3 separate regions of the Homo sapiens genome follow, and regions 1 and 2 are each linked to region 3. The links are chromatin loops, found by intact Hi-C in ENCODE. Cell type or tissue: PC-9. All regions are shown on one strand. Links, peaks and the distances in the headings refer to the core of each region. The heading gives the core; the rest is flanking DNA.

Evidence for each region. A loop is a pair of places that touch in the nucleus more often than their neighbours do. Peaks named below come from ENCODE experiments on the same cell type or tissue, not always from the same donor. Only the 100,000 strongest peaks of a DNase experiment are listed, where the experiment ranks them.
Region 1: a loop joins it to region 3, with 6 times the contacts of the local background. A loop is called at or near these places in 4 of 110 quality-filtered maps.
Region 2: it touches region 3 in a loop (4-fold over the local background); 9 of 110 quality-filtered maps call a loop at or near these places.

What each region holds. Positions count from the first base shown.
Region 1 is chr13:97,138,029-97,145,410 of GRCh38, reverse strand. LOC124903197 (a long non-coding RNA gene) reads left to right here. Exons shown (of 3, transcript XR_007063844.1): 1 at 1-2,892; 2 at 3,403-5,440. It also overlaps a transcript of MBNL2 not described here. Among named protein-coding and RNA genes, the nearest start is that of LINC00456, 38 kb to the left of the region's middle. In PC-9, for the core only: no CTCF peak of the experiment used is centred there; DNase peaks (open chromatin) are centred at 2,720 and 3,630; H3K4me3 peaks cover 2,548 bases; H3K27ac peaks cover 3,112 bases.
Region 2 is chr13:97,119,543-97,126,924 of GRCh38, reverse strand. No RefSeq gene overlaps it. Among named protein-coding and RNA genes, the nearest start is that of LINC00456, 56 kb to the left of the region's middle. In PC-9, for the core only: no CTCF peak of the experiment used is centred there; DNase peaks (open chromatin) are centred at 4,224, 4,844 and 5,764; H3K4me3 peaks cover 1,521 bases; H3K27ac peaks cover 3,496 bases.
Region 3 is chr13:97,190,942-97,198,323 of GRCh38, reverse strand. It overlaps a transcript of MBNL2 not described here. Among named protein-coding and RNA genes, the nearest start is that of LINC00456, 15 kb to the right of the region's middle. In PC-9, for the core only: no CTCF peak of the experiment used is centred there; DNase peaks (open chromatin) are centred at 1,327, 3,653 and 5,893; H3K4me3 peaks cover 818 bases; H3K27ac peaks cover 4,262 bases.

The sequences.
Region 1 (7,382 bases), core at 1,308-6,307, 53 kb after region 3:
TCCTTTTCTCCATATCTTCCCTGACCTCTCTTTTCTCTCTTTCATTACCAATTCTTTCTTTCTCTTTTCTTTCTTATCATGTTGCTTTTTTTAGCCTTTGTTTAGCTTCTATCTGCTCCTTCAGGATCAGTCAGGCCTGGTCAGGTTACAGTGCAATAACACACATCTCCCAAATCTCAGATGCTTAAAGCAACAAAGTTAATTTTACAGTCCTTCCACAGGCCCGTCACAGGTTGCTCATTGGAGTTGTTCAGGGACCCAGGCTGATGAAGCAGCCATTTTCTCAAATGTTGGAGAGAGAGCATGTAGGGAAGCCTGCGTTCTTTCCTGAAGCTTCTACCTAGATATGAAATATGCATCACTTCCCACATATTTTATTGCTAAAGCAAATTACACAGACAAAATTTAAATTGGTGGGGGAAGCACAATGCTACCATGTGCCTGTAAGTTTAGAGGGTTCAAATATTTGAAATTCGCCTAATGAGTACCACTGTCATTATGTAACCTTCACAGCTCTATGTCAGGGTCCTTCCGAATACTTTGCTTCTAATGTTCTTTCCCTCTAGCCCTGCACCTTGACCTCCTTATTTGTTCCTATTTGAGATCTTCCTTATTTCCTCCTCATCCTCCGCCGTCATGTGGTGGCTGCACCAAGAGTAATTATAAGAAGTATCACTAGGCTGGGCGGGGTGGCTCATGCCTGTAATCCCAGCACTTTGGGAGGCTGAGGTGGGCGGATTACCTGAGGTCAGGGTTTTGAGACCAGCCTGACCAACCAACATGGAGAAACCCCATCTCTACTAAAAATGCAAAATTAGCCAGGCGTGGTGGCACATGCCTGTAATCCCAGCTACTCAGGAGGCTGAGGCAGGAGAATTGCTTGAACCCGGGAGGCAGAGGTTGCAGTAAGCTGAGATTACACAATTGCACTCCAGCCTAGGAAACAAGCACGAAACTCTGTCTCAAAAAAAAAAAAAAAAAAAAAAAGAAGTATCATGTCTAGAGGCAGGGAGAGGAGCTTCATGGTTTTTAATGCACAATTTCTGGGATAACATGGTTATAGTCCTCTAAGCAGAAGAGAAGGCAGTATCAGGATCCTACGGGTATCTGGCCCTAGCTCAGACCCCTCCTTCATGGAGGTGCGATCCTAGCAGACTCTGCTCATTCCCAGCTGTTGCTGCTAAGGCGAGGTTTCTGAAGGCTCAGACAGAGCAGCCGCTCCCTTTTCCCACTCCACGTGGCACCACATCAATAATCATTTAAACACAGCCGGGCGTGGTGGCTCATGCCCGTAATCCTAGTGCTTTGGGAGGCCGAGGAAGGCAGATTACTTGAGGTCAGGAGTTCGAGACTGGCCTGGTCAATGTGGTGAAACCCTGTCTCTACTAAAAATACAAAAATTAGCCAGGCATGGTGGCGGGAGCCTGTAATCCCAGCTACTCGGGAGGCTGAGGCAGGAGAATCACTTGAACCCAGGAGGCAGAGATTGCAGTGAGAGGAGATCATGCCACTGCACTCCAGCCTGGGTGACAGAGCAAGACTCTGTCTCAAAAAAATCAAAACAAACCAAAAAACTCATTTAAACACTCTTCCTCCATAGCCATCATTGAACTATCGAAAAATAAGTCAGGGTAAAACCATTCCCATTATACTTTATACATATAGAGAAATTAAATGAAGCAAAAATAAAAGAGAGTTTACTCAGTATCAATCATAGTTAGAATGAATCCTAGGAAGTAACTGCATTGTAAAATTATACGGAAATCCGTAAGTTAAAGTTAAATCTTAGCTGTCAACAAAACATCATCTGTGAATTAAAGAAAGGTGAGTACATTTACTTGAGTACAAACATTATTCATTTCATCTGTACCAGGGACTAGTAAACCAGAAGCCAGCAAACCTATCATACCTGCCTCCTGTTCTCCACCTTGCTGAAGAGTCACATGCAGTTTTGCATGTTAGACTCCCCTCCTGGATAGATTTCAACGGCACAGGGGTTTGGGGAATTTAGGAAGTGTTGATGGCAGGAAGGTCCTTCAAAGAATTCTAACATGTTACCAAGAGTGCTGAGACCCAAATCAGCTAATGGCTATGTGGTATGATCAAATACAAGTTGGCCTAATATTGGGAGTGGTTACAGATAAATAGCTGCTTATATGAGATGACAAAGGACATAGGGAAGGTTTTCAAATGCTTCCCTCAGTGTTGACTATGTTGACAAAACTTTACAACTAGAGAATTCTTCCTTTAGGATTTTTTATTTTTATTTTTTAGTTTTCAAGAAGAACCAGTAAAAAAGAAAATATAGCAGGGAGCCACAACACTCATTTTTAAGCTATTATAAACCAACACCATATTACAGAGGTAACTGACATGATAAATCTGGGCTAGGTAGCTAGGTAGGAAGTGAAGAGTTCATGGTCCTAAGAGGATCTGATCCGGTGCTTCTTGGGAAATGGGAAAGACTGAAGACAAGACCTGCTACCTTCTCATTTTTTTGTTTTTTTCTAAAGAACAGCTCTGATTTTTCTCAAGGCAAACTAAAAAAAAGTCTAAGATAAAAAAGCAAAACCCATCTTCCCAAAGTTGCATGTTAGTTGCATTCCCTGAGCCCCTAGCTATATCTGAGATTTCCCTTTAGGGAAATTCCACAGGTTACAATTCCTTGGGTAGGGTCCCTTTAAGTTGTTGGTTAGAGACGTGGGACAGGAAGCGGAAGCGGAGGTCAGGCTGAGAGGAGATACCTAGGAAAGCCGGGGCACAGAGCAAAGCAGCCGTGGAGGCGTGCATGACCAATGCAGAGCCAGCCATAGACTCTTCCAAGCCTCCTTCGAGGAGGCCAGTGTGGGGAGGTGGAATATGTAGGGATGAACACCCACACTATGTGTGGAGGTATGTTTCACTTTAGGTTTTGATGAACTAAGACCTAAGAACTATCGAGTTTTCACAGTAGTTCCAAACACTTTCAAATACATAACCTAGTGGAGATTGTTTAGACAAGGTCCTTGCCTTCAGCATTTGATGATTCTATTTATAATTGAGAAATCAGAGGTGAATCTATCGTCTCAATAATTATGACAGGCGAAGTTCCATTCTTTCTAGGAAATCAAGCACTCCTGGTTAATGAGTTTTTAGAATGCAGAATTAATACCTTATCTTTTCTAAACTTTCATATTAAATCAACAACTTTCTACTGTTTTATATACAGCTAAGAATAAATAAGCACAGTTATAATAAGCATCAATTCTCATTAAATGAGAAAGCTTTAATTTAATTGATAGAGAAACCCTCTGAGTTTTTACCCCATTAGTTTTTCCCTTTTCCCTCTCTATCAATTTCTATCGGTTGCTAGTCAATTTTTTTTCTTTTTTGTTTTGCAAATTAACCTTCTCTCTGGTTCAGTTCCTTAGGTAAAAAATACTAGCAGTGCCTTACTTTAGGGAACTGAATATTCTGAGCTATAGCCAAGGAGAAAAGGTGATCACACGGTGGCCTTCCTCTACCTGGGTGAATGTTCCAAGGCTCCTCAGACACAGCTCTCCATTCTCTGCGCAGCCTCTGCCTTCCATCTGCCTCTGAACAAACAAACAGCTACAGGCAAAGTAGTAGCTCGCAACTCCAGTTTTGCATGGGAGTGACTCATGTCACAGAGAATGTGAGTCATTCTCTGCTCCAGGGGAGTTTACACTCAGGCTTAGCACAATCGTCCTTTTCCCTAGCCCTCCTCCCTTCCCTGCAAGCTTTGAGGACTTTGAACTCCATAAAACGATCCTATAGAATAAAAGAGAGTAGTGACAGGGTGTGTGTGTGCAAACTGTAGTGTGCACAGAGGCACCAAAGAAGTTGTAGACCTAACTCATCTGCAATTAAAGACTGCAGAAAAAATATGTGAGCTACTTTTAAATGAAGAATATTCAGCATAAAGAACAATTGGAAAAATTCAAACATGTATTATCTCCTCTCAATAAATACTATTTCCTCAAAAGAGCTGGCACAGTTGGCTGGGAGCGGGGAGCATTTTCCTACTCTTATGAAGATGGTTTATATTTGATTTGCATTTCAGATTTTTTTTTGTAAATTACTGAACATACATCATGTAGTCAGACCCATCTTAAGAAATGCCATCCTTCCTGCCATCCTAGGCACGCTCTCATGAGACTCCCTGCAGTGAGAGCTTGTGTCTAAATGTCAGATGTAGGACAGATATAAAGGACAACTTTGATCACAATTCTGGGCCAAAATGATTACCTTTTGGGTTCTTCTCCTATAATCATCTTTTTTCAGAGAGCTTGTGGCTTATTCGTTTGCTCAAAATAAAGCACATTATTTTTCATAAGAGAAAAAGAAACTGAGCTTATGTGATCTAAAAGTGTTAAAGTATAGCCAATATGTATTATTAGAAGCAAATATGTTCTTTTTATAAAAGACAATGCAAAAGCCTTTCTAGACATTATTTTTGTCAGAATCTGCCAAAGAAAGAGAGAGAGATGGGCACAAGGAGTATTTCTCAGACGCCAAATCAAAGAGAAAAATCTTAGGAGAGATAAACATTATGTCATGTTTCTGAAACTTCCTGATTATACTTAAAGTAGACCATCTGTCCCCAGTGACGGAACTCACTGGATGAGACCTTGAGGAATGTAACTCTTTGTAAAATTTCTGAAACATTGAATTTGCTCCCCAGTAGTCCAACTTTGTAGCAAATCTGTTACCCAGATGTAAATTTAGAAGCATCCGAGTTCTTGGCTCCCTAAAGGAAGAATTTCAATTTAGAAGAGGCATTATAGACTCTAACAAGAGAAGAATGGCTCAAAACCTAAATTACCCCAAACAAACCGGGATGCAACATAAGGGAAGTAAGTGGAGAATTCAGCATTAGGGAAAGGTGAATATGAGCTGCTCTTACCACTGAGAGAAAAATACTGTTACTGCAAACAAAAATGAAACTCACAAATATGATCCAAATGTTAAATGTATGCTCTGGTTTTGAAGAACAAATTCATTCCTCACTAAGCATTTTCCTAAGCGTCATTCAGTACATGCACAAACTCAAACTTGACATGACATCTACCAAAGGCGTGTGTGTGTGTCTGTGTGTGTATCTGCCTGTATATCACCAGTCTTCTACAAAGAGGCAGATGGTACTAGGGAAAAAAAGCTGACAGAGAACCGCAATATAAATCGTGATACAATTCTTAAGTTGAGTAAAAATGGGACAGGAGAATCGTACAAAAATTCAGCAAGAAAAGCTTGAAGGAAAAAAAAAAAAAACCGTGGAGGAAATGGTGGAAAGCATCAGGAAGTGGAGCAAGCTTGGAAAAGTGAAGTGGGAGAAATGCTGAGTGACAGATGCCATGGACCTGTAAGGGAGGCAAGAGGATGGGTCCAGCCTATGGAAGAAAGCAGAAGAAGGGAACAGCCACTTGTGAAATCCCAAGAGGTAAGAGAGATAGAGGAAGTGATGGCTGAAGGTCAGGAATGTGGCATCCTCCCTGCCCACCACAGCTGCTGCCTCTCCCTGCTGTGATGGGGCTGAATGTTGGTAGTGAAATGGATTGATCAGCCTCCCAAACGTGCCTCATGGAGGCCTCTGGCTGTGGGGATCTTTGGAGTCTCAGGCAATATTCCCTCCATGTGCGTCTGAAGCTGGGCCATGACACACAAGGAGATTCTGTCCGCTCCTTGCACAGAAGCCCTCTGAGTGCACTTGGACATGGTGGTTTGAAAATCAAAAAGACTCCCCAAAATGAATCTGACATGTTCACAATGTCCCTAATAACCATTGTACTCATGGCAATTATCCCCTAAAGAGGTTTTATAAATCACTACATTGCTTTCACACTGCCAAACCAAGGTTGTAATTTTCCATTTCATTAGATTTATCATAGTTATGATAGTTTCATATAATGAACACCATATACCCATCACCTAGAATTTTAAAGTGTTAGCATTTTGCTGGATATACTTTAATTTTTTAATGTAGTATTTAAAGTAAATTCAAGATACTACATTTTACTTCTGAAGACTTTAGTAGCATCTCTATAAACTAATCTTGTTCTATATAATCACAATACCCATAGGGCACCTAACACAATTAATAAGACCTGCATATCATATCATCCCTGTTCTCTATTCAAATTTCCCCAGTTGTTGCCCCAGTGAGTTTTATGACTCATTTATTCAAAGCAGAAGCCAATCAGTGTTCACAAATTGCATTTACTCATTATATTTCTTTATTCTCTTTTAACCTCGATCAGCCCATCCACACCTCCTTCCCTGCATGTTTCTTTTCATGTTCTTGACCAGGAGGAGAGACTAGCAGGGGTCTTGGGGAATGCTCTACCTTCTGGATTTGTCTGATTATTGCTCATTGAGTCATTTATCTTGGTTCTCTAACCCCTATATTTTCTATAAACCGGAAGTTAGATAAAATTTATTGTATACATTTGGCAAAATGACTGCACAGATGCTGCTGCATACTTCGTAGCAAATTGCATCAGGATCCACAGGTGGTCCTATTTTTCGTGATGCTGAAAGTGATCGCTGGGATAAGGTGATGGTAACCTGATCAACATAGCTAGCATAATCCTACCTCTTAATGCTCAAACTTGCCAAATAAACTGCCCACTGGCAAAGTTTTCTGTGCTTATAGCAGTCACAAAGCCCAGGCCAAAGTCTCCCTTGGCTCCTTTGTCCCATGCCCCACCACTCTCCCCTTTCTTGGACCCTTCCCATTGGGCTAGACCAAGAGACCATTATTCTGTTTCTTGTGCTCGTGGAATGATTGGCAGCAATAAGGGCTAGCATAAGTATCCAGTGAAGTCGAGTAGAACTCCAGCACCTAGTGTGCCAAAACAGTAGGTATATTTAATGAACTAATTAATATGGGCTAATCTAGTTTGATGGGAGAGTGGAGGGTGCTATGGACTGAATGTTTGTGTCTTCCACCAAATTCCCATGTTGAGGCTGGGCACGGTGGTTCATGCCTGTAATCCCAGCACTTTGGGAGGCCAAGGCAAGCCAATCACTTAAGGTCAGGAGTTCAAGACCAGCCTGGCCAACATGGTGAAATCCTGTGTCTACTAAAAATACAAAAATTAGCCAGGCGTGGTGGTGCACACCTGTAATACCAGTTACTCAGGAGGCTGAGGCATGAGAAATGCTTGAACCTGGGAGGCAAAGGTTGCAGTGAGCTGAGATTGCACCACTGCACTCCAGCCTGGGTGACAGAATGAGAATCTGTCTCAAAAATAAAAAATAAAAAATTTCCATGTTGAAACCTAACCTCCAACATGACGGTATTTGGAGGAGGGGCCTTTGGAAGGTGATTAGGTCATGGAGGTAGGATTAATGCCTTGATAAGAGGTCCCAGAGACTTTCCT
Region 2 (7,382 bases), core at 1,618-6,617, 72 kb after region 3:
CAAAGCACATTAGATTTGCAAGAGACGGCAGGATGGGGCAGGAGGAGGGAAGAAGAGGGACCAGAGACTAAGCAAGCCTGGTCCAAAAGCCAAGGTTACTCCCTTATTCTGAAGTCTAGGAGAAGCAAATCAGAATTTGATGGCCTTTTAATACAGAAAATACTGTCTTGAGGTTTGAGTATAGTACTTATGATTTCTATTTTAATGACAAGGAAACTGAGGCTGACAGTGACTAAATAATTCATCCCAGAAACAATAAATGAGTGGCATGACTAATATATAAACCCAGTTTGGCTCCCAACCTTGTGTTCTTCCCCCACATACACAATGACTCTTGGTTTCATTCTTACTGCCATGTAATAGAAATAGCAACCTCTCACTTGTAGGGCCCCTGTCTGCTTCGGCACAGGGAACTCCTTCACACCTGTCCATACTTCCACGAGGAAAGGGAGTGCTGTCCTCTTCTCCACGACCACAGCAGATCTTGTTGTACCCCAGGCCTGCCTCCTGCCTCCAGGGTGTGCAGTCTTCCAGATTTCTTGTTAGAACAGGAAGGCCTGGATGGAACCCCAAGCCCATAGGACCCGTGCTAATGTCCACACCCTCAGCGCCTGAGGCCAGAAATGGGCAAAGAGCCAGACCAGGTAGTGTGGCCAGCTGATCCCATTTGAACACAGGACCTTCAGTTAAAACTGGGAACAGAGGATGAGTTAGTCACTACACTTGCTTTTCCGCAGAGAGGCCAAGGCTGGTGTTGGAAGAGCAGAGACCCTCCTGCTGGGTGGAGCGCAGATGGGCAGGAGCCTCTGGTGTATGGCAGGGGCTCGCAGCCCTTCTTGCAAGTGTAGAGTTACATAATGACACGAAGATGGATATGATTCATCAGCCCCGCGAGGGGAGGAACACACACACACCTAAATATAATTTACAAGTGGCGCCTCTTGATGGTATTGCACAACCGAATTAGCTCCTTAAAAAAAAAAAAAAACACCCACTTTAAAGCACAACAGATGATCTGTACTTATGCTCCAAAGCATAAAAAGTTTGCTCTGGTGGCAGAAATGCCTGAGACAAACAGGACAGACAGAATTTGGATTTAGTTCTGAGAGAATTGTCCTTGTTACTGCAAAACACCCCATGTCCCAGACGACTTCCAAGATTAAAGTCCTGATCCGACTGTATGTATCATATGCCTGGCTTTTCACATGACCACTTACTTATTTGAGAGCTCACTAAGTACACCTAATTCCCTCCACCACAACGGGAAGATTGATAATGACTAACAGAAGACAGGGGGCGTGTCGGGTTTGTGAAAGCTTGCATCTGGACTGGTAGAAATCTCAGCTGTATTGCAGAATGATTGATTCCTCCAGGGAGAAGCAGGCTCATGGGGGAGGGGAGGATTGTAACAGCCAAGGGTACTGCAGTTTCAAACACCTAGAACTGAGAACTGGGGGTGGGGTGGGGGCTGGCTCTGGAAGCACCCCCGGAGTGCTGCCCTGCTGAGTTTATTTTGAAAGTCTGTTTTGAATTTGCAGCACTGCCTCTTTAGGAGGGTATTTTAAGATGCTCTGCCAACCCACAAGGCCTCCAAGTAGCTTTTGTTTCTGTACTCACACAGATGAGGAGCTAAACTAATTGAGAGAGTGACCCAAATTTGTGAGTATCACAGAGTATCACAATTGGCCTGAATTCCTGCAGCCTCTGCATGAGTCTATATTCATGTCCATTTGGAAGTCGCCCCTGGAACCCTTGCAAAAATGTCCTCACCCACATATAATCAGCAAACATATTATCAGTTCCCCCTCCTAAGTGGTGATGTCGCAAGGTCCCATGAAGAATTTCAAGGGCTAAACTCTTTCTGAGGCTTTTGTTCATATAAACACAGCTTAGCAAAACAATTACTGTTTTCTTTCTTTGTTCATTAACAGCACAGTGCAGCTTGTACTCAGATATCTTCCTTTAATCGAAATAATTTGGGTGTCCTGGTGTTGATCTACCCAAGGTTGTAAGAGAAGAAGATTCACCTTACAACCTTGAAATGTTTTCATTTTCACTCCTCCAAGCACAGTTTTCTAGGCAAGAGCACTTCAAACCATTGTCATAATTCACGGAAGAAAATAAAAGGGGAAAAGTCTCTTTGCTCCCCTGCCTAACCCCGTCCGTCCTCCGCCCCAACACACACGCAAGAAAAGGGAAGAGGCATCTAAGGTAAGGGACAGGAGTGCAGGTCCTACCGGGGGCCTGTCGGAGAAGGCTTGTTTCAGATGGGCATTTTCTATTTAGTTTATAGGTCTCTTTCTCCCTTTTCCTTATTCCCAGCTTCCAATCTCCCTCATGATTAATAGATACGCCAGAAAGCTTCTTATTCTCTCTTTGGGAATTATGCTTATAAAAAAGAGTAATTTGTGCAAAAAAGCAACTTGCTGAGAGAAGGTGGGCAGGCAGAGCTCAGGAGCTTGTAAGGAAAAGGTTCGATGAAGGCGTGTGGGTGGCCTGCCAAGCACCACATGCAGGAGTTGGTGGGGACAGAAGGAGTCATCTAGGCCTGGGCTATTGGGGGCACACTCACCTGCATTGCATCAGTGTCTGCCCAGAGTCTCATCTCCAGATCAACTCAATGGCTGGCCAAATCCCAAGTCAGTCTGATTTCTTTCTTTCTTTTTTTTTTTTTTTTTTTTGCTGGAGTCTCGCTCTGTTTCCCAGGCTGGAGTAGTACAGTGTTGTGATCTTGGCTCGTTGCAACCTCTGCCTCCTGGGTTCACGTGATTCTCGTGCCTCAGCCTCCCAAGTAGCTGGGATTAGAGGCACACACCACCACGCCCAGCTAATTTTTGTATTTTTAGCAGAGATGAGGTTTCACTATGTTGGCCAGCTGGTCTCAAACTCCTGACCTCTAGTGATCTGCCCGCCTCAGCCTCCCAAAGTGCTGGGACTATAGGCATGAGCCATCACACCTGGCCTGGTCTGATTTTTTTCTGAGGCATAATTGAAATTGGGGTTCAGGGATGGTGTGTTGGGGCAGCATTGCATTGAGACATTGCACTGGGGGCAGAGAGACTGAATCAAGCACTAAATAGAAACTTGGAGAGAAAAGTGGGAAGAAAAAGGAAGAAGAATATTGAATTTCCTTGAGCCTTGCTGGTCTACTGGCCAGGAGCATTGACATCTGCTGGAAACTCATTAGAAATGCATAACCTCAGGCCTCAACCCAGACCTACTAAAAAGGAACCTGCATCTTGACAAAATTCCTATGCACGAGAGAATATGAGAAGTGCTGACCTGGGTTATCACCTGGGAGCTTTGAAAAACGACCTCCACCTATTTCCCATCCTCAGGGCCTCCCGGTCAACTGGTCTGAGGCAGGGCACAGGCCTGAGTACTTTTTAGAAGCTCCTCAGATGACCTTAATGAACATCCATGGTTGAGAACCAGTAGAGTGCAATACAGCAGTGGTTCTTGAAATGTGGTCTTTAGGCCAGCAGCATCACCTTCACCTGAGGACCTGTTAGAAATGCAGATTATTGGGCCCCATCTAGACCTACTGAATCAGAAACTCTAGAATTGGGGGCCAGCAATCAGTATTTTAACAAACTCTCCAGATACTGGTCCAGCTTTGAGAACAACTGTTATAGAAGTATCCAAAGCAGAAATAAGAGCTATAAATGCATTCAATTCTACTACTCAAAAACCTCTGGAAAATATCCATCACCTGTGATATGAAGTCCAGACTTTTCAAATGACATTCCAGGCTCTCCATGAATTAATCCAGCATGCTTTTCAAAACATATCTCCATACTTTCCTTGAACACATGCTTTTAAAATGAGTGGATCGGATACTAGAGTCCCTTCCAGCTATAAAATTTAGTGATTCTGTGCTTCCAAAGCTATACCTTAGGCTAAATTCACTATTTCCCTGAATATGACAATATATTAATAGATGCTTACCTTGTTTGTCTACACAGGTGTCTCTCTCTTTCCATCTTCCCAGGTCAGGTGCTGCTCATTCTTCAAGGTTAGGTAGAAATGCTACCTCATCTACTAATTGGTTTCCCCAGCCAGAATGAACCTCTCTCTCTCCATATTTTTCATATCACTTGCTCATCGCATTCACTTCATTGTTTTCTATTAGTCATCTGCTTGATGCTTTGGCTCTCAGCCATATTTACTGTTTCTTGAAACAGAACAGTGTTTTATTCTTTCTTCTTTAACCACTCCCTGCCTTTGGGTGTCTAGCACAACCCTCTGCACACAGAAAGTGGCATATAAATATTGATTGCATTGAAACGAATGGGCTCTCAAGACAATTGAGACTCTATGATGAATCATGACTGGTTTTTCAAATACAGTAAGCAAGCAGAGAATGCTAAACCAGCCAACAAGAGCACAAATATCATGAGTCTAATGAAGGTGACTCTGTTCCCGTGATTTGGTTTCAAAATAAGTCTAAGTCGCATACTCAACTGAAATCCAGAAAAAGGAATGATATCAAATTTTATACTGGCTGGTCCACATGAGTCACTGAATAATTATTTTGTTAGATAAATTTTTAGATGGATATTGATAGAAAAATTTCAAGACAAAAGATCTTGAGAACTAAAGAGTCTTTATTTTTTTCACCAGTGTGTACTAAATATAACCTTTCTTGAAATTTAATATGGATTAACACTCCCAGACACATTACAAATTTTATCTCTTTATCTTCACAACCCTAAGAGAGAGGTATTTTTGTTCTCCTTTTCCCTGGATAATCTTGGGCTCCAAGAGGTTAAATAAATTCCTCAAGGGCTTCTGGCCAGATAAGAGGCAGGATAAGGAGCCACACTCTGATCATGCCAAGTCCAGACAGAACCTTTACTCTCTACTATAAGAGAGTAAAGAGCAAGATGCCTGGTATTTCAAAGATTTCTAAATACCTATTCATCCTATGTGACTAAGTAGACTGTGTGTTTATTTCTCCTTTTTGTGTTTATGTTGTTAACTATATGCTTCTAGATAGTAAGGCAACAAGCCTTATGAGAATGGTTACTGATGTGCCTTTTTGTTTGTTTGTTTGTTTGTTTTGAGACAGAGTCTCGTTCTCTCACCCAGGCTGGAGTGCAGTGCGGTGATCATGGCTCACTGCAGCCTCGAACTCCTGGGCTCAAGAAATCCTCTCTCCTTGGCCTCTCAAAAGTGCTAGAATTACAGGCATGAGCCACTGTGCCTGGCTACTGATGTGCCTTTTCCTGAAGAGATTAAAGTGGAGAGGAGGAAAGAGAATAAGAATGTGGAAGGAAGAAACGAAGTCCATCTTCTAGGTAGAGTGGGATAGATCTGAAATGCGTCTGATGTTTCTTTAAGAATACTACATGAGGAAGATTTAAATTTGTATCTGGTAACATACAGCACAAACATAGGCAACACAACCTACCAAAGCATGTCAAGGGCAAAAGGCAGTGGCTTCCAGTAGTCAGTTGCAGGCACTGTCACCAATGTGCTGAAGAAGTCTACAAATTGAATGATTTTGTCCTTTTACCTTCCTTTATCAACAGCACCGCCAAACTCTGTTCCTCAAAGTGCTGTCTCATTTCCTCCAGCTCTAGAATCTTTATGTTTTTGGAACATCTCCCTATAGAAGGAATCATCTCCCTTCTTGTTTCATAGTTTTTTACATTTAAAAATGACCTCTTGCCCCACACGCCCACTTCTCAATCTTCCACCTTTATTCAGGACTGCCAATTTCTCACTGGGTGATAGAGTCATTTTACACTAAGGAGTGAATGACTAATAAACATTTCCAACCAGAGGAATGCACCTGAAAAAAGATATATATAAGACAATAAGAAAGAAATGATGATTAAGTGAGTTTTCAAGTAGTTAACATGTAGAATTATTTCTAGGTGGGGTCCAGGAATGGGTATATGTTTATTGCAGGGTGGACTGGGATTCTGATTCTCTCTGGTTGGTCTGAGAACAAAATTCAATATGGAAATTGAACTCAGAGAGGCTCTGATCCAAGTCAAGCACAATATAAGAACAAAGAGGCTGGAAAGAGAATCAGGAATGTTTAGGTCTAACCTGGAAAGAAGAGCTTAGTGCCACAAAGCAGAGACCAAATGGAGCAATGGAGGCAATAATGCCACCAATGGAAGTTGCCATGGAAACCCTCATCAGCAAGCAGGCAATTGGATTTTGGAAACTGACCGAAGCAAGACTTGATGGCAAGAGAGAGAAGAAAAGGATGAAGCCCTAAAATGAAGTCAGACATTGAAGACGAATGGAGTGACCCCATTGCCCTTGTGCCAAGGAAAGTGCACATCACTGGTACATGACTAAACATGACAGATCTGAACAGCCAATCTCTCCAGCCAGGAGGTCCATGAGCAAATGTGTGAGAATCTGCCTTTTGGTGGCATTACAGAGCTCATGATTCATCCTGCAGAACCATGTGATAGGTGGGTGGAATCTCTTTTAAAATATTTCCAAGAAGAATAGGTAGCATGTCCATACCTAATTTTTAGCAGAAATTATTTCTCCACTGAAATATTAAGAGCAGAGGCAGGTAAAATGATTACTGCCATGATTTTTCCCACTCAGTATCCCCTTCTGAATGTGGATATGAGGATTGTGCCAGCATACCAAAGATTGATTTCTCTGTTTTCTGGCTGAAACTGATCCTGAAATTATATGATTATATGGACTTACAACATTGGCACTCGTAATGCACATGGATTGGTTTTCCATAAATTATCACTTGAAGAAAAGTCTGTGGTACTAAATGTACACATGTGGTTACAAAAATTTTCCAGAGAGGAAAAGCCGAGAGAATGCCAGAGAAAAGAAAGAACTCTTTCAGCATCACACAGGAACTACAGAGGGCTGATTCAAAAGTGGAGTATACACATATCACTGATCCCTGAAATATGGAATGAGAGATTCCTCAGGACAATGAATACGCTCTTGGAAATAGTGTATATTAGAAAAAAGTAAAACAAGTTACCATGATGTAATATTGTATGTAGCAAGAAAAGAGCAGGTGCCATCAGGAATTTGAAGATCTGCCATGAGTGTTTCTGACCAGAGTAATGCTTCTATGTTCAATAATATAATATATATGCATTATGATCCTAGTAACTTCCTTTTGTAATTATAAGTTATATCCCAACTTGAGGCTGGCTACAAGAAGGACTTGAAGTGAAATGACAGGATAGAAAAATGCTATGCTTTTAAGGAATTGCTATGTTATTAGCTTAATGCTATAACCTTGACAGGCCCAACTGAGGAGTGTGCTGGGACTTCAAGTCCAGACTAGAATAGAAGAAAAGAGACTAGAACAAAAGAGGGATGAGGCATGACCAGGTCACAACAGCAAAGTTGGCGTATGATTTGTCACCTGGAGA
Region 3 (7,382 bases), core at 1,158-6,157:
GCCTATATTTTACTTTGAGTCTGAAGGCAAGAACAGAGCCAGTGTTTTAGTTCAAAGGCCATCAGGCAGGAGAATTCTCTTTAACTTGGGGAGGATGAGACTTTTGCTCTACTCAGGGCTTCAACTGATTGAATGACATTGAATCTCATCCAGTCTCATCAATGAGGAATCTGCTTTACTCAGTCTACTACTTTAAATTTTAATATCACCAATAAACACCCTCAGAGGATCACCTAGAATAATGTTTGACCAAGTATCTGGGCATCTCATGGCCCAGTCAAGTTTACATATAAAATCAACCATGGGAGATGCCTATGAGATGCTCAGAGGAAGGCAACTCAATATGAGTCTGAGATTCAGAAGAAAGATCTGGCAAGAGTCTTATTTCTACTAATATCTTTCTAACTTGCTAAACATTTGTATACAGCATAGAAGTAGGAGCTCAGTACACAGCCATAGAATTAAATAAATAAAAACAACCACAAAACAAAGAATAAAAATCAGGCGAATGCTTAAGTAGTTAATAACCTTAACTGTTTAATTGGATCCCAACATAATCCAAATACCCAATAATATTATTCTCTAGAGAAACGTTACATTACTGAAAATAAAAATTAGAGGAATTAGAAATACTTCAAATAAAGTAGTAATGCATTCATAGATCAAAGAACACAAACAAATGTTCATGTGATTTTTATCAAGAGAATTAAATAAGAGAAAGAAAGCACCAAAAATGAGCAAAACTGGCTAGAGAAAAAATAGCTAATCAAAAACTGCTTGAACAAATGAAAAACCATCTCTAAGGCAAATGAAAAGAAAACTGGTTATAGCAGAGAACTTTGAGAGATTATCAATACTGTTCCAGGAAAATGAATAAACATTAAACTGAGTTTGACATGTTAATGGAATATACATAGAAACTCAATAACTAGGAACCAGAAATCATTTTTAACCAAAGATGTGTAATAGATAGTCTCACAAAAATATGAATCTATTGCAGAGATTAGGAAGTCATTCTTTTTTCTTCTGATTTAGTAAAAGTGTAGGGGGTATAAGGCAGAATAATCGTGCCTGCAAAGGACAATAATTTTTTAATAAAAATAGAAACACAATATCAAGACAATGTATCTACCTAAGAAATAAAGTGCATTTGTTACTTCAACTAGAGAAAAACAATGAGCTGAGTTTACAGATAGGAGAGTTAATATGGGAGGCATCTGACCTCCCAGTCAAGTAGCAGGCTGAATAATCAATGTCTTTTGAGGTTCTGTGACTCTGCTTTTTAATTTGCAGTATCACTGAAAGCAATTTCCTGGCATTCCAGAATCTAGCTCTAGGGGCAAAGTAATTGGTGACCCTTGGTCTATGTAAACAATCTGAATAACAAAGATCACAAAAGGGACATTAAAGGGACATTCAATTTAAATTGCATCTTTCTAGGCTGCTGGTCCTCAAAGAGGGATCTTCAGAACCATATGGTGGCAAAAGATACCTTGGAAATGAGGACAGTTAAGGAGAAAGTGTGTAAGGAATACCACAGTAATGAGAATTGTGGAAATGTTCTGGTTATTCTTTGTCTCTCCTTCACACCACCTTTCTGTGCCCAGAAATTGATCCCCTATGGACACCCAGGATTCATCACCCGGACACTCAGGAGGAAGACATTTTTCTTCCTCATTTTGAGCATCGTTTCTAGAAGCCACTATGACCTCCATAGCTATAGGTGTTGTCCTGGGCTCCCTCCTCCATGGCTCCAGTAACACTTCCCCTCTAGTCCCCTCCAGACCTAAAGGTGATAATGGCTTGCTGCTGTTGCTAATCTCTGGGTGCCTTAATACCGCCTGTAGGTTCACTTTACTATGCCTACACCTCTAAATAGCCGTCTGTTCCTCAAAATTTTCTGAACCATTTAAATTGAATTCTGCTTCTTTGAATGACAAAGGAGTGCTAAATAATTTTAAAATGGCAACAAAAAGGGGAAGGGCAGGAACTGTATAGCCTTAGAATCCCTAGAATACCTTCCAGGATACTTCAAATGTAGTGCAATCTTAATACTTCTCTGCAGAAATTGTTGGTGAATTATAGGCTGTATGCAAAGATGTGCATTTCCTATATCAGTTGGATCCATGAGTCTCTCAACAGTAATTTCTCAGCCTTTACGGTTTTCTACCTTGCCCACAGAGGATACCAGAGGGGCAGAGCTTCAACCTTGGAGGGCACAAAAGGGTAGATTAGATTATATTTCTTATTGTTTTATGGAATTGATATGAGACACGGCAAGGGTAAGATTAAGGTTGAAATTATTTGAAAACTAATGTTCCTTAGGCTAAAACGAATGCAGCACTTATACACACTTGTCTTGCTGGGACTATAGCAGTCCTTGGAGATTATTCTTCAGTTACCTTTTACTGATGTTGTCCAGTGTAGTACATGTATACAGCAACACTTGCTGTACCATTAGAGAAAAAAACAACATGCTGTAGAATATGAGGCTCTCGTAATTAAAATGGATCCTCACCATGTTACATGTCAATTGGCAATATTAAAAATGTCCAGAATTACCAAGAATCAACCATTAGTGAAAATGCACCTAAAACCTTTTAAAGTCACTTATCACATCTAATTATCTGATACCAGGTATTATAATTATGCTATTATGTATAATTTTAGTACCATGGCTTAGATCATGTTAATTCACCCTATATGCCATATTGAATTTCTAGCCTAAAATTATCAACATACTGATTGCAGCAAGACTAAAAATGAGCAGTCAAAGACAGTTATTCTAAGAGCCTTACAAACAAGCATATTTATTCATTTTTGAATTTATTAGACAATTTTTTTTCTGAGCACCAATTTTGTGCTATGTAAGGTACTAGATTCTGGTGATAACAGTGACAAATAATATGTCCTTGAGGCACACACAGTCTACAGGAGAGCAGGGTTGGGAGAGACAAATGTTCTAAATAGGGGGCCATGCCACAGTAGAGTGAATATGAGGAGCATGAAGGTATGAGTTGGCACCCTTGGGGTGGGCTGGGGGACAACTGAAATCACAAATGAGATGATGCCTGAGTTCTCGAGAACAAGGCACAGGCAGAAGATTCCAGGTAAAAAGTAGTGTCCTGAGACGACGATGTTCCATCGAGAGGTCGCCTCCAGATTGATATGGCTGCATTTGTGTTACCAGAAAGGGGTCCCAATCCAGACCCCAAGAGAGGGTTCTTGGATCTCACACAAGAAAGAATTCGAGGCGAGTTCATAGAATAAAGTGCGAGCAACTTTATTAGAGAAGCAAAGAAAAAAAAGAATGGCCACTCCATAGGCAGAGCAAACCTGAGGGCTGCTGATTGGCTATTTTTATGGTTACTTTTTGATGATATGCTAAACAAGGGGTAGATTATTGATGAGTTTTCTGGGAAAAGAGCAGGGATTTCCCAGAAATGAGAGTTCCTCTCCCTTTTAGACCACATAAGTTAACTTCCGGGCATTGCCATGGAATTTGTAAATGGTCATGGCGCTGGTGGGAGCATCTTTTAGCATGTTAATGCATTACAATTAGCATATAATAAGCAGTGAAGGCAACCAGAGGTCACTTTTGTCACCATCTTGAGTTTGTTGGGTTTTGGCCAGCTTCTTTACCACATCCTGTTTTATCAACAGGGTCTTTATGTCCTGTATCTTGTGATACCAGCCCTGCTGACCTATCTCATCCTGTAACTAAGAATGTCTAACCTCCCGGGAATGCAGCCCAGTCGGTCTCACCCTCATTTTACCCTGCCCTTATTCAAGACGAAGTTGCTATGGTCGGAATGCCTCTGACAGTTCCAGGATTATACAAAGAGATGTTTGTGTATGAGAAAAGGGGCTGAATGGGTGGGCAGGGGTCTTGTTTGCCAAAGGGTTTGACTTGTGCTATGTATTTTCTGGAGATCACTGACATTTTTAATAAGTTTAATTCATTTGGCCACTTAACAAGTATTTAAGGAGCCCACCTATGTACCAGGTACAGTGGTAGGCATTGAAGATATAAAGGTGAACCAAATGGAAAGGATCCCTCTCCTTGTGGAACTTATATTCTAAAAGGAATGCAATGGGGCAGACACTGAAAGTAAAACAATTTGATGAGTAAAGTAAGTACAATTTGTTATTAGTGCTATGATGGAATTATGATGCTGGCATTGAGAATTGTGCATGATGGGAAGACTTTGAGTGGTATGTTCAGAGAAGACCTCTTTAAGAAGGTATCATTGAAAGAAAGATCTGAAAGCTGAGAAATATCCATTCATACACAAAGTCGAGTGAAGAATGTTGTGGAAGGATGTTCCAAGTAACATTATGCCCTGAGATGGGAGAGGAGTTTGACCTGTTGCAGAAACTAAAAGACCAGGGAGGCTGGAGCATAGCGAGAGAGAAGAAAGTGACCCAAAATGATGTGGGAGGTGTGATCAGGAGTCTGCCCTTGGAAGGCTGTGAGGTTCATTGAAGATGCTCGAGAAAGACAGTTAAGGGCAGTAAGCAGTGTGATGACATGGCCTGACTCTGGCTACCCGCTTCTTGACGTCTCTCCTACCACCACTAAAGTCTCAGCCACTGTGGTTTCCTTTCCAGACAACTGCCACATGCTGATCTCTCCACTCCCACTCTTGCCTACCTGCAATCCATTCTCCACCTAGTAGCCAGAGTCACTTTACCTTGATTATCACGTTTAATCCCCACAAAATCCCAAAGGTAGAAACTATAGTTATCTACATTTTACTGATAAAATAATTGAGGTTCAAATATTTTGCTCATGTTTACCTAAGCCAAGATTTGCAAACTCAGTTCAGCTGCAGGATTTGTGCTCTTAACCCATACATTGTATAATACATCCTCCCCATTTGTCAACTTTAATCTCAGTGGAAGCCAAGTCCAGCCCAGTGTCTACCAAACATACTTTTCAGTGTTCTGCTTTTCCACTCTTGCCACATCTCGCCCTCAACTGTCGTAGGGCCCTTGGGCCCCATCAACTTGGCAGAACCAAAATCCAACTAAAAGAGGGTATCTTTGCCCCCAGGCTGGAATGTCTAGGATGGAAAGTGTTTCAGAGAATGCATTGGTCCGCTGGGGAGAGCGGAACTGCTGTTCCTTTCTCACCTGCTGGGTTTCTCTTTTCTTCACTTCTGACTTCCTCCTGACAACCTACATTAAGTCTGACCCTTTGCACCAGGCACCCAACTGCAGCCTTCTTTCAAAACAGCTCTTGTCCTCCATGTAACCACTGAGCTAAAAAAATGTCAGGGTTCTTTAGACTTGGGTGGGAAGTGGACAGCAGCTTGGACAAAGCTATCACATCAAAATAGCTGCCGGGTCTCTCTTGATTGAATTGTCTTGGGACTAAAGCCCAGAATTGTAAACTAACGTCTATTTTTCACCCGCTGGCTTCCTGGGTTTGTTTCAGCCTTCGGGTGAAACTATTGGATACTGGACATCCATACACACCTTGACTTCACTTCCTTTTTATCATAACTTACACCTTTAGAGGCATTGCAGCTGAGCTGCTTGTTTGAGAGTGAAAGCTAATACTATGTTTTTCGAACTGTGGCCACAGGTTCCTGGGCCCACCCTAAGTCAGAATCTCTACAGGTCAGGTCCTTGGCTAATTCTAATCTTTGGTGTCTAAAGGCTCTTTTCAGCCTTTTCTCAGGATCATGGGTTTCCTGATTGCCAAACCATGGACAGGAAATAGGGCAGCTCAGCTGGGCACCCACGAGGCTGTTCAGGTTCAATAATTCTTGGGCACCCTCTGTCTATATTGAGGAGTTCAATTTCCTCTGCTTTCCAACTGGTTTCACCCTTGGAGTATTAATTATTTTCTTAAGCTCTGGTGTTAGCCCAGCCTTCAATTCCAAATTCTTCACTCTCACTTCTGCCTCTGACTGTTTGCATTTGACACCTGCCAGGTGGACCAGGTCTGATCTTATCTCCTCTAGTGACAGACCAGTTCCAGCCCAGGGTCATATCTATTCTAATAGCGAAGATAACACAGAAACGTAGGGGTGGGGTCAGATCTGATCTAAATTAAATAGCTGGTACATTTTTGGGAAAGCGTGAACAATGAAGATTTTTTCCTCTCTTTTTTTCTGAATCCATATGCTTTAATATTCTTTCTGCTTCAGTATCTGAAGATGTTATTCTCTCATACGAGTTTCTTCCTTTTGAGGATTTGAATGTTAACCTCTAAAGGCCAACCAAGCTGCCACAGTAACAGGCCTGGGGTCAGGTTATTTCTGTGTTTTAGGGCATATAGCTAAAGACTCCCCATCTTACATAGCTACAGCAGAGAATAAAAGTTAGGAAATGCATCACAGTCATCCCTGACCTATAAACACCCAAATTATGACTGTCCTGTATAGAGGCATGTTCGATGCATGGGTGAAACATTTTCTTCTCTTTCTTTGAGAGGCCATGGCAGATGCAGGGTGTGGGATCCCTTCTGGCCATGTGCCAAGTACCCGGAGCAGCTGCAGAGGGCTCCCCCTTCCTAAGCTTCTTCTCATTGGCAGGGTGGCATCTCTCTGAGCTGTTCTGAAAACAGCTGATGTCTACTTGCAACATTTTGAGCTACCATTCATGAATACATTTGCCTATAGGTACAGTAAATAAATAATCATGCTAGTCCACAAAAATCCTTTTAATCCAAAACACAGCAGAGTTATTCTTCTTACATTTTGCCTGCACTTCCATCAAATAGGCATGGAGAGGCTGGCCTAACGTGGATAACATGTGTTTCTGTGTAGCTTGTGTTAATAACCTCACACAACTGCCGCAGGACTTTTCCTTAGTTCAGCTAAAGACGGGGTCCTTGTCCGTCCCACAGCCATGAAAATTCAAGCTGGCAGATGGTTTGAAGGGTGAGTAAAGCAGGGTTTTATTGGGTGAAAAGGAAAAAAGGGAAACAGGGACTCCTCAAGGCCAGAGTTCATCTAGTGTGCTTACTGCCTCGCAGCTTGAATCCCCAGCTCCACCCAGGAAGAGGAGGGGCCAGGCTCCTCCCCACTGCAAAGGGTTCGCACTTCTGTGGCTCCACCCCAGTGCACACCCTTCCCAGGGCGCAGTCTGGTTGGAATTTTTCCGGGGACCCCCTCCCACCTGGCTGCCTCACAACCAATTTGCAAGTGAACACAACTCTCATGGAAATTGAAAAAAAGTCTTTCTACATAGGGTGCTGGTGACAACTCTTTTTTTAAAATCAGACCTAATCATTCCACTGTTGTCTACACAATAGTATGACTTCATTACAGGCATGGATTTCCAAGTAAATGATTTTTTTTTTTAGTTTCATTTGACTTGTTTTTTAATGAACATGCTCATCTCTCATTAAAACTTTAAGTGTTATTATC